2 separate regions of the Homo sapiens genome follow, and region 2 is linked to region 1. A link is a loop called in an ENCODE intact Hi-C map of the cell type or tissue named here. Cell type or tissue: A673. All regions are shown on one strand. Each heading gives the region's core, and the rest is flanking DNA. Links, peaks and the distances in the headings are about the cores only.

Region 1 (5,387 bases), core at 284-5,283:
GGGAGAAATTTTCAAAGAAAAACGAGGGAAATGGGAGGGGTGCAAAAGAGGAGAGTAAGAAACAGCATGGAGAAAACCCGGTACGCTCAAAAAGAAAAAGGAAAAAAAAAAATCCCATCACCCACAGCAAATGACAGCTGCAAAAGAGAACACCAATCCCATCCACACTCACGCAAAAACCGCGATGCCGACAAGAAAACTTTTATGAGAGAGATCCTGGACTTCTTTTTGGGGGACTATTTTTGTACAGAGAAAACCTGGGGAGGGTGGGGAGGGCGGGGGAATGGACCTTGTATAGATCTGGAGGAAAGAAAGCTACGAAAAACTTTTTAAAAGTTCTAGTGGTACGGTAGGAGCTTTGCAGGAAGTTTGCAAAAGTCTTTACCAATAATATTTAGAGCTAGTCTCCAAGCGACGAAAAAAATGTTTTAATATTTGCAAGCAACTTTTGTACAGTATTTATCGAGATAAACATGGCAATCAAAATGTCCATTGTTTATAAGCTGAGAATTTGCCAATATTTTTCAAGGAGAGGCTTCTTGCTGAATTTTGATTCTGCAGCTGAAATTTAGGACAGTTGCAAACGTGAAAAGAAGAAAATTATTCAAATTTGGACATTTTAATTGTTTAAAAATTGTACAAAAGGAAAAAATTAGAATAAGTACTGGCGAACCATCTCTGTGGTCTTGTTTAAAAAGGGCAAAAGTTTTAGACTGTACTAAATTTTATAACTTACTGTTAAAAGCAAAAATGGCCATGCAGGTTGACACCGTTGGTAATTTATAATAGCTTTTGTTCGATCCCAACTTTCCATTTTGTTCAGATAAAAAAAACCATGAAATTACTGTGTTTGAAATATTTTCTTATGGTTTGTAATATTTCTGTAAATTTATTGTGATATTTTAAGGTTTTCCCCCCTTTATTTTCCGTAGTTGTATTTTAAAAGATTCGGCTCTGTATTATTTGAATCAGTCTGCCGAGAATCCATGTATATATTTGAACTAATATCATCCTTATAACAGGTACATTTTCAACTTAAGTTTTTACTCCATTATGCACAGTTTGAGATAAATAAATTTTTGAAATATGGACACTGAAATTATTCTTGAGTCTTTCATTTATTTGGATAACACTGTGATTATACATAACTTTTCGGGGAATTATAATACTGTGCTCAGCCAAGAAAGCAAAATACCAAAAACCTTGGTATTACTAGTCCAGCATCATGTGCTAATGTTAACTGCAAAAAAGAAACGGCTGGATGATTAATAAGTACTGGAAAAATTGAAATTTCTGTCATTTCTAAAATAGAAACTAGAGACATATATTGTAAATCCGCCCCCTCCTTTTCTAAGCAGCATGAATAAGCATGATGGGGACCTATACTTAAAACTGATTTATGCCACTTGTTGCCAGAAAGGATTCAATTCTGAAATTTTTCATGTAGTTTAGCAGATGGGATATTGAGCCAAATCAGAACCAGGTTGGCTGGTTTTGTTTTCATTTTCTTCACAGCACAATGGCCCTTTGAAACCTGGCTATAGAGAAAAATGATGCTTCTTGTATCAGAATAATTGCAAACTAGACATGCAAAGTGTTCATCTGCTGGGTGGGTGTTTGGATTACTCTGGCCCTGCTATTGTCTGAGAGGAAACAAGTGGTTTGCTTTCTTTGTTCCTTGACTTCATAAACTTTCTCCTCTACATTTTCCTGTTCGGGGAGAGGGAAAGAAAAGAACATCTTGCAAAACTCCCCGGCTTATCATAAACATAGTTTTTTTTATTATTTATTTTCTTTTTTCCCCTCTCTCTCCCTCTCTCCCTGAATTCCATTTCTTAAATTGGCAGCGCGGGTCCAAGCCTGTAGCCCCAAATCGGATAATCTCTGCAGCTGATAACAAGCAAAAGAGAAGCCAGGCAACAGCCATATTAAAGAAGAAAACAATCAACTCTGAGGTAGATATTTTACTTTGTCCGGTCTAATCACATTTGGAGATGATTATGCTTTTGATCTGTTAACAATGTTTTACTACTGTAGTAGAGAAGTGGGGGAGGGGAAAGGGGTGGGGAAACAAGATTGGATTTGTTGTGTGGTGGTTTTTTTTTTTTTTTTTTTTTTTTTTTTTTTTTTTTTTTTTTTTTTTTTTGCCCTAGGAAAGGTAAAGAAAGGCTATAGTTGTCCTCAGTGGGAGTGGAAAAGTTGAGACATCGCCATGGTCTTTGAATTAGCGATGCTTCTGCATCACCACCCACCCTTGCTTTGGGGCAGCCGGATAATCTGTTACCTAGTCAGGGACTTTTCTACTTTATTTACTACTTGATTCGCTCGTCTTCCCCCACCCACGGGGACCAGGAACCAACAATCGGGCACTTTTAAGAGCACGGGTTTGCTTCCCACAATTTCAAGAGCTTGTGTCAACTTGCTACAACTTTGGAGAAGTTGGAATCCGGCAGCGTCTTCCACCCTTGAGTAAAGTACCCGCTGCAGCCACTAAGTTAGCTCATCCCGTTGGTTTGCATCTTCTCATTTCCAAGAAAGTATTTCTTTCTCATGGTGTTGCTAATGTTAGTTCTGGGCTGAACTGAGGATATCTCATATTTTCTGTACTTTCTATTTTTTTCTAGATTGCTTTGTTTTAGATATGTACTGGTTTTTATTTATTACTTTTTTAATCCTCATTTTTAGGATAACATTGTACTGGGAAGGGACAATTATTATTCCAGTTCCCAATTCTAAGCAAGGCATTTTCCCCCCTAATTAATGCAGAGACTCTAAAAGAATTTCCCCTAGCCTGGCCAGCCATTGTAATGCATATACGGATTATTCACGTGGTAATGAGCACATTCGCCAGTTCTTGCTCACACATACGAATAAAAGAAACTTTGAATAAAGATCCAAATGATCATCCTGGGGGAGTGGGGAGGATATTCCCGGAATTTGAGGCAGTCAAATATATAGATTATATATATTTTGAAAATAGAAATATATTAGAAATATGTATAGAGGTTTACAGTAATTGCACTGCACTCACCTCTCATTTTTTAAAAAAAAGCCCACAGGGTCAGCAACTTTCTGGCAAAATGGTCAGGTTCAAATATTTAGCAAAAGGAAAGGGAGCACAATATTTTGGGAAGTAGAACTAGCTTTGAATAATTGTCACTATCTGCATAAAACAAGAGAACTCCCGTTCCCCCTTCTACCCCTTCATATCGCCGAGCCAAATAGTTGAAAAATGAAAGTCAAAATATTTTGTTTGCAAATATAAATGCTTTTGATAACTACATCTGAGGGAAATGATATATATCTTGTACGATCATTCATTTGATTAAATTAAATGGTTACCTGAGATATGTAATTTCATGGCTAGATTAATATCGAACATATAATATTTTAATAATAATGTGATTTTCAAGGAGAGTAAACCCATAAACTTGCCCAGAGATGGTTATCTCATGGTGCTGAAGATAGTTGTTGTTTAGTTCTTTTCCTCGGGATATTATTCTGCTCAATGAAACCACTCAATTTCCAGTCAAATAGGGTGAATTTAAATGTTTTGTTAACTATATACACAGAATAGAAATGTGCAAAAGGATGAGAGTACAGTCTGTTCTTTCTGAAATTTTTTTCTCTCCCCAAACCACCCACCCCCCCCCCACCACATACTTTAAATAAAGAGCGTTAAAATATTTTGCTGAGCTGTAGTAGATTAGCAAGGTTTCTTGCCAATGCTGGGAAGCTGGTATTACAGACCATCCCAGGGGAAAATGGCTCACATTAACCACTAAATGAATATTTGACAAGGGCTCATTCGGAGGTATTATTGCTATAAACGTGTCCCTACTGGACTTTTCAAGGGTCAAAGAGCAATGCTTCAATTAATTATTTAGACTGCTAGTAGATTTGGTGGTAATAGCTGTACTTATTTCTAGAAATCGACACATTCTTACAGTAGGAAAATCTCAGGAGAATCTTCTCCATCAGCAATACCTTGGATTGAAATACACACGGAGCCCTGGCATTCTAAAGCTGACTTTTTCATAAAACCTTTCCCTGGGCTGGTGGGGGGTGGGGGGCACAGAATTATAGTCTCTTTTTCTGTTTCACTGGCTGTTTTTTTCGGTTTAAAAGAAAAAAAACAGAATACAGTAATTTATCTTAATATCCTCATCATGTGTGGCAAGGTCTTTTAGGGATTTGCAATATGGGGCAAAAGGGGAGGGTGCTCATTTACAACCTTTGCCTTTTCTAAGTAGAGATGTCACAGGATTTCAGAGACTCAGAGAGGCCCTGAATTTAGACAGGATACACATTCCTGTTTGCCAATAAAATGCAAGTTTGAAAGTGGAAGGTTCCATAAGCTGAGTACCCTTAGTTCTAGTAGTCTCGAGTAAATTGGGGTACAAGGTAGTTCCTCCTTCTCTCCCCACCTATTGGTCTGAACACTGCAAGGTGCAGTAGGGGGGCCAGTGTTCCATTTCTGCCATGTCATAGGTTCCTCTGTGGCCCTAGGTAAAATGGTAAGGGAATGATTTTGAGGGTAAGATTCCTCGACAATAATATAAATTGAATGAATAAGAGATAAGCTGCAATGGTGGGGGGGGTGGCGGTGGGAACAGTAATTACAAACCCAATTCATTCAGCTTTTCAGAACTTTTGTTGTGGGAGCTCCATTGACGGGTTTTGAGCTGCCAGTTTTCTCACATTAAAAAGAACTGATCAGCGCCTCAGGGGGACAAGAAATACCGCTTAACTGCATAGTGATGGGGTCTTCATTTAGAACCATTACAAGATGAAAATTAAACAGTGCCTTTGTGTGCATGAGGTTTACTTTTCAACTGCTAACAGTTTATAGCTAACTGCTCTGAGATTGAAGTTTGACTATGGTTTGATCGCCTGCTGATTGACGCTGCTCATTTATTTATTTATTTATTTATCTGTTATAATTAAGAGAACTTTTCATCACCTCACCCCAGTTTCATTTATTGATCTTGGAGAATTTTGAAAAACAGATCCTCATATTTTTCTTTGTGGAAGGAGTTTCCTTTGCCATGAGCTTTAGCAGAGACTTCAGTTCACATTCCCCAACGGACAACCCCCACCCCACACACCCACATTATTCCCTTAAAATAATTTGCATCTCATTCTCTGTTTTTTTTTTCTGCTGCATTTTCTTGCTCTCCAAGCTAGAGTTGCTTTTCGGGCAGCAAGTAGGGTTGGAGATAGGGGTTAATTTATTTTTTTGCTTTGCTTTCTTTTTGTGACCTAAATTGGAAGAGGGCTGGATGGATTTCCTAAGGACTTCACCTATGAGGTGAATCCCTCAAAGAAGGAAGAAGGGGGAGAAACTCTGACCTTTACTGTGAAAATATGGATACAGTCCAAAAGGA
Region 2 (5,387 bases), core at 132-5,131, 410 kb after region 1:
TGTATTTCTACACTTAGTCCATTTTCTTAAAGCAAGAGAGAAGCTCTCTAAGACTTCTTGTGACTGATGCAATACTTGGTGTTGCAGTACTATATGATGCGTTCTTAGAAGGCAGCACTTTAAATAACATTAGCTGACTGTCCATCATGTGGCAGACCATCTAGAGAAATTGCCTATTTATTGAACTCAACAGCCCTGCAGGGAGGTAGAGGAACATTCCTTTTTAAACTGTGGACAAACTGAGTTTGTATGAAAGTGACCACCTCTCTGAGTCACACAGCTTATGATAGCTGACTCCAAATTATGACCTTGCAGCTATATTGTACTGTTTCTATTAGAGCACAGAGACAAGTATTTTTCCTCCTTACATCTTGGTTGGAGCTTCCCAGCATGCTTTGCAGCACAGAGTGTAACAATAGTCCACTCTCAAGGGAACAAAAGCTGGGATAACTGTGTTGTGTACCTTGGTATTATTTGCGTAGCCAAATAAAGCTATCTTGCTACAGATGTAACCTTCGATAATTTATTGATGTAAAAGTGGCCTCAGGTACCAGGATTTTGGCAGCTGTTACACTGTCAGAGTACACTTAGAACATGGCATCCATGAATATTTTATGCAGAGAAGAAATGGAAAAATACACCTTTCAATATATCAGTTCCCAACCCTGATCTTCGTTACTGAAATATGAATCTAATCCCATCTCTGAATTTGATCAACCAAAACTGTGCAAACTGAGAGCTTCCTAAATTGGATTTTAGTAGTGAATTGATTTGAGCCCTACTTTTTGTTTAGCACATCAGCTGCTTATGTCAGCCTGTACTGTAGTGGTGGGTTAGTGACCTCAGTGATATGTTGGAAGCTACAGACTTAACTGTCAATAGGATTGGCTTGGCCCTTTATCCTTCAGCGGCAGATAAATAGAGCCCCATTCAGTAGGTTCATTGTGTAGGGATTTGTTGGAGTTTTATTTATGCAGATTTGGAAGCAGTTGGAGATCATCAACATCCAATACACCCTCTGTCAAATATTTCTCTTCCATTGTTGGGTTATTAAAATATGGGTTGGGAGGTTGGGGGATTCTGTCCTTTTTAGAAGCAAATACTTTTTTAAAAATAATCAAAAGAGCATTTTTTTTATTTTGTATTTTTTGGTATCTAGGGTATCTCTGAGTAGTCGATTTTTGATCTCTACCCATCCTCAAAACTGAAAACCAGTCCTCCATTTCTCCAGGGCTTACCTTTTCATCACTTGAAGACCAGTGGTTACGTGATTTGGACCCACTGAGGAACGTAGAATGATATCAGTTCAAAAGTATTGGATACCTGTGGAGCACTTTGCAAGATATTGCAGGATTTTTGGGGCTTTCTATAGAACTACACAGAAGTATTGCTGAGTACTTTGCAATATGAATTCCTGCAATTTGCAGGAATTTGCCACGCTTTTCAGGTGATCATGCTTGGTAAGTGCTGCATTTTTATCTCAATTGATTTGATTTTGTGCTTTCATTATATCATTGCATTTAGGTTTTGCATACTTTGGGGTTTCTTTTTTTTTTTTTAACCTATCTTTAATCCCATCTCCTCTGATGAGCACCTGACTCAGCCTATCTATATCTTTAATTGATGCTGTCTTCAACTCTATATGCTAAATTGCAGTTCTATGATCTACCTAAGAGATAGACAGTTTAATCAATGTACAAGTTACTCTACTTATTTTAAATAAGTGCCTTTCAGACTTAGTAAACACCATTAGGGGAAACATGGATGGTTTAAAATAAGGTAAGTGATTTATATTTCTTCAAATGAAGCCTTTAAACTCATTTAAGTAATGAAATACTTCTATGTCCCTTAAAAAATTTCTTTTTAGTGTAAAGTGTGCTTTTGTATTTAGAATCATGTAATTGAGCAAGATTCCTTCAACACAGATTGAAAGATATATTCTCGTTGGCGGCTGTTAAATCTTCTGGTAATATTCTAGGGTTCTAAATTTAGGATGTCAGGACAGCACCTCTCTCATAATACTTACTATATCAAAAATATGTTTATTAAAAGAAAATAGTTTAATTAATATCACACATGACATTTGAGGATCAAAGCTCTATAGCTGTTATTTTTCTTAAACATATAAGTAAATGAAGTGTCAAATAATTATTGAGTTTTATGGATAAGCCTAAAAGCTTTCACTAAACTTCCGGAGTTGCTTAACTTGTAACCATAAATAAATGCAGATGCTGGGTACATCGCATTTCGTTTCTAAGTGGTAAGACCCCTGCTGACTCCCACTGCTCTATTCCATTCCAATGACAGTGTGATACCTTTTTGTTTTACTCTTTTTTGCCATATTCTTATAGCTAGCTGGGACTGAGTCACAATTAAAACCCAAGTCTTCTGATTCTTAGCCCAGAGCTCTTTCCATTATTGTGCCTCTCTTGAATGTCCTGCTTTAGCACTGATACATAACTGAATAAATCAAGCACAAATATCTGGTTTACTCAGTTTTAAGGGAGTAAAAGCATGCCCTCTTTTCTACCAATTGGTGAGTGTAGTTTTTAGTCCTGGAGTACTAGAGTACCTAGTTAATCAGGAACAATAAAGCTTCAAGGTATTAGAAAAGATCATTAATTACCGGGGGCTCTTTTCCTGAAAATTGTGGATATAGGTATGGGAACCATATATATTAAATTTTTCTTGGCAGTCCCAATTTCAAATATTTTTTTTCTCTTTTTCTCACAAATTTACTAATATCAATCAGATAGCGTGTCTAAATTTCTTGGCTCAGAAATATTGATATTTAACTATAGAATTCCTTTAAAGGATAAGAGCCTGGTGAATTTAAACTATTGTTTGATTTAGAAAATAATCAATAATCAGAAATAACTATCTCCAGCAGCCCCCAACTCCCACCATTAGTCAAAATTTGAGTTAAGGCATGGAAAAATTATTCTTTAAATGTCAATATAACCATAATAATAATTACCATTTATTGAATGCCTATAGAGGGCCAGACTAGCTGCTTTACATACATTACATTCTAATCCCCTAGCTGGTCATTCAAAATCTACATTATTATCCTTATTGTAAAGATAAGGATAAGCAACTTGCCCAAGGCCACACAGCTAGTAAGTCCTAGGGCTAAGGCTTGAATCCAGGTCTGTGTGTTTCTGAAGGCTTTTTATTTCTCCCTGTAAGATAAAGTAATGAATGCCTGAAACTATACTGCTCAATGACATTGAGTCCACATTACTTTGAAACTAATGAAGGTCCAGAAATAATGGCCCCAGGGAAAGTGCCACAAGAAAGATGTTTATGGTAGACTGTAAAGATTTGACTTCATCTCCTTCATGGTTTTGCCTCAAATCCCATGCCTTTGCCTTCCCAGTCTCTATTTGTGCACTCTTTGGCCTGCCAAGACAGAACTGGCTCTTTTTGGTTACTCAATCTGTTCCCCTTCATTAAAATGTAGGCTTTTGATGTAGAACCAAAGTCTGAGAATTTCAGCAACATCTGGTGACAAAGACAGAACAGCCAATCACCACCTGTCAGGCAGTTACAGACAGAAGAATGACCACAGCTGAGCCCACACTGACCATGTGCTAATGTGCCCTCCTCCAAGACTGCACCGCCCTAGGGTGACCGGAATTCCAGGCTTGTGCAGTGATTCAGTGTAGGGAATAGGGTTTCCTACCAACATTGAATCCAATTTTACAAGCATGACCAGGGCCTTCATGTGCCCTCATGTCACATCCCAGCAGAGGTGAGGTCATTTGGATGAAAGCATTTTGCAACTTATGCTACATGGTGGCTGGATGGTTACAGATGATCACGGCCCCTGTATTGCAGTTCCCCAGACCTGCCTCTGGACTTTTGCACATACTTTCTCTTCTTCTTGGATGGTCCTTCTTCCCATTGTACTAGGTTAATGCCTGTATATCCTTCAAGGCTTAGCTTAGATGTTGCCTCCTATGACCCTCAAAATTGACTTTAATGGTTTTCCATGTGTCCCATTATTAACCTAGTGCCTGCTCCTCTTATGGTAGTTATCACTAATCCAAAAATGACATTTTTTCTTTCTTTCCCAGAAGACTAAAAGCACTGAAGGCAGGGACTTAGAGAAAATATTGCATTTGTTTGAGAACATACTCTGAAATCAGACAAAACTAGTTTGAAATGCTGACTTCAGCATTTACATACTTACCTTACCTTGGGTAAGTTTAACCTTGGATTAAAGAACCACCTTGAGCTTCAGTTTCCACATCATCAAGACTAGGATAATAATGAAAACTGTCTTGTTGAGTTATATTGAAGATTAACAGCAATAATGAACATAAAGCACTTGAGATAGTACCTTGTAAATAATACACGTGCAATTAAGGATATAGATATTCTTCATTGTTGTCCCACATTTCCTACTGTAGTGGAGGCTTAAAGAACATATTTAAAATACAAACTGTATTAGAGAGCTTGAAAAAGAGCAGTTCACCACATTTAATATATACTTCCACCACTGCATCTTAGAGCGATCTCAGGTAATGTGTGGTCTTTTTCTGTGCTACTGTGAATAGTTGATAATTGCTTGTTTAAGTGTTAAAACCCCAAATTCAACTTCAACAGTTCCCCACTTTTTAACTCCAAATTAGCAGAAAAGGGAAGAAAAAAACATATAGAAGCTGCAACTGAACATCAGATGCAGGATCTGACCAGGGCACAAAGGACGTATCAGTGAACCCAACATACTCACACATGTCAACTAGGCTGCAAGTACCGAAGGACTTGCAATTATAATTTTTGTTCGCTATGTCAATGCTAGTATTTGTACAGGTTTGGCACAGTATACACTCAATAAATACTTGCTGAATGAAGTAGTAAACACATTTGAAAGATTGGAATGAGCCCAGTTTCTCTTAGGAATGATTTAGCCATATAATTGATCACTTTCTTCTTACATTAGTAACAGCTGAAGTGATGCAGAGAGGACATTTTGCAGAGTCTGTATTCATCTCACTTAACTTCCAAGATTCTCTCTTGTTCTACTATTTTCAAGATTTAATGAACACGTTTACATTGACCATGTTACTTGTGATTTACAAATTTTATTTGTATGTTTCTGTTTTGGCCTTTTTAAGCTGAAATGAGCAAAACATTTAGGCCTCCCCAGGCAAAGCATACCTGTATTCATTTCAATTACATTAGTTCAGTCCTAAACTTACAGGGTGCTTCTGTGCCTCCAGTGTCAGGCACTGTGCAAGGTGCTGGGAACACTGAGATCATTTTTTTGGTCCAATCACACCTTCCTTGGGATTGGGTAGAGACCAAGCTTCCCTTCAGGTACAGAATATTTTAGAATTAGGTCTTGGCTTTGTTTTTGATTTTGTTTCTAATCACTTTCT

What was found. Peaks named below come from ENCODE experiments on the same cell type or tissue, not always from the same donor. Only the 100,000 strongest peaks of a DNase experiment are listed, where the experiment ranks them.
Region 2: a loop joins it to region 1, with 4 times the contacts of the local background. A loop is called at or near these places in 2 of 110 quality-filtered maps.

What each region holds. Positions count from the first base shown.
Region 1 is chr3:181,713,338-181,718,724 of GRCh38, forward strand. It overlaps SOX2 (SRY-box transcription factor 2), which reads left to right. Exons shown (of 1, transcript NM_003106.4): 1 at 1-1,099. All of the region lies in intron 6 of SOX2-OT (SOX2 overlapping transcript), which reads left to right. Among named protein-coding and RNA genes, the nearest start is that of SOX2, 4.1 kb to the left of the region's middle. RefSeq lists enhancers at 1-429, 2,092-3,072, 2,720-2,911 and cis regulatory regions at 2,802-2,807, 2,813-2,816. In A673, for the core only: no CTCF peak of the experiment used is centred there; DNase peaks (open chromatin) are centred at 1,974, 2,374, 2,794, 3,754 and 2 weaker places; H3K4me3 peaks cover 4,749 bases; H3K27ac peaks cover 4,620 bases.
Region 2 is chr3:182,120,738-182,126,124 of GRCh38, forward strand. No RefSeq gene overlaps it. Among named protein-coding and RNA genes, the nearest start is that of LINC01206, 170 kb to the left of the region's middle. RefSeq lists an enhancer at 624-1,125. In A673, for the core only: no CTCF peak of the experiment used is centred there; a DNase peak (open chromatin) is centred at 2,264; H3K4me3 peaks cover 363 bases; H3K27ac peaks cover 750 bases.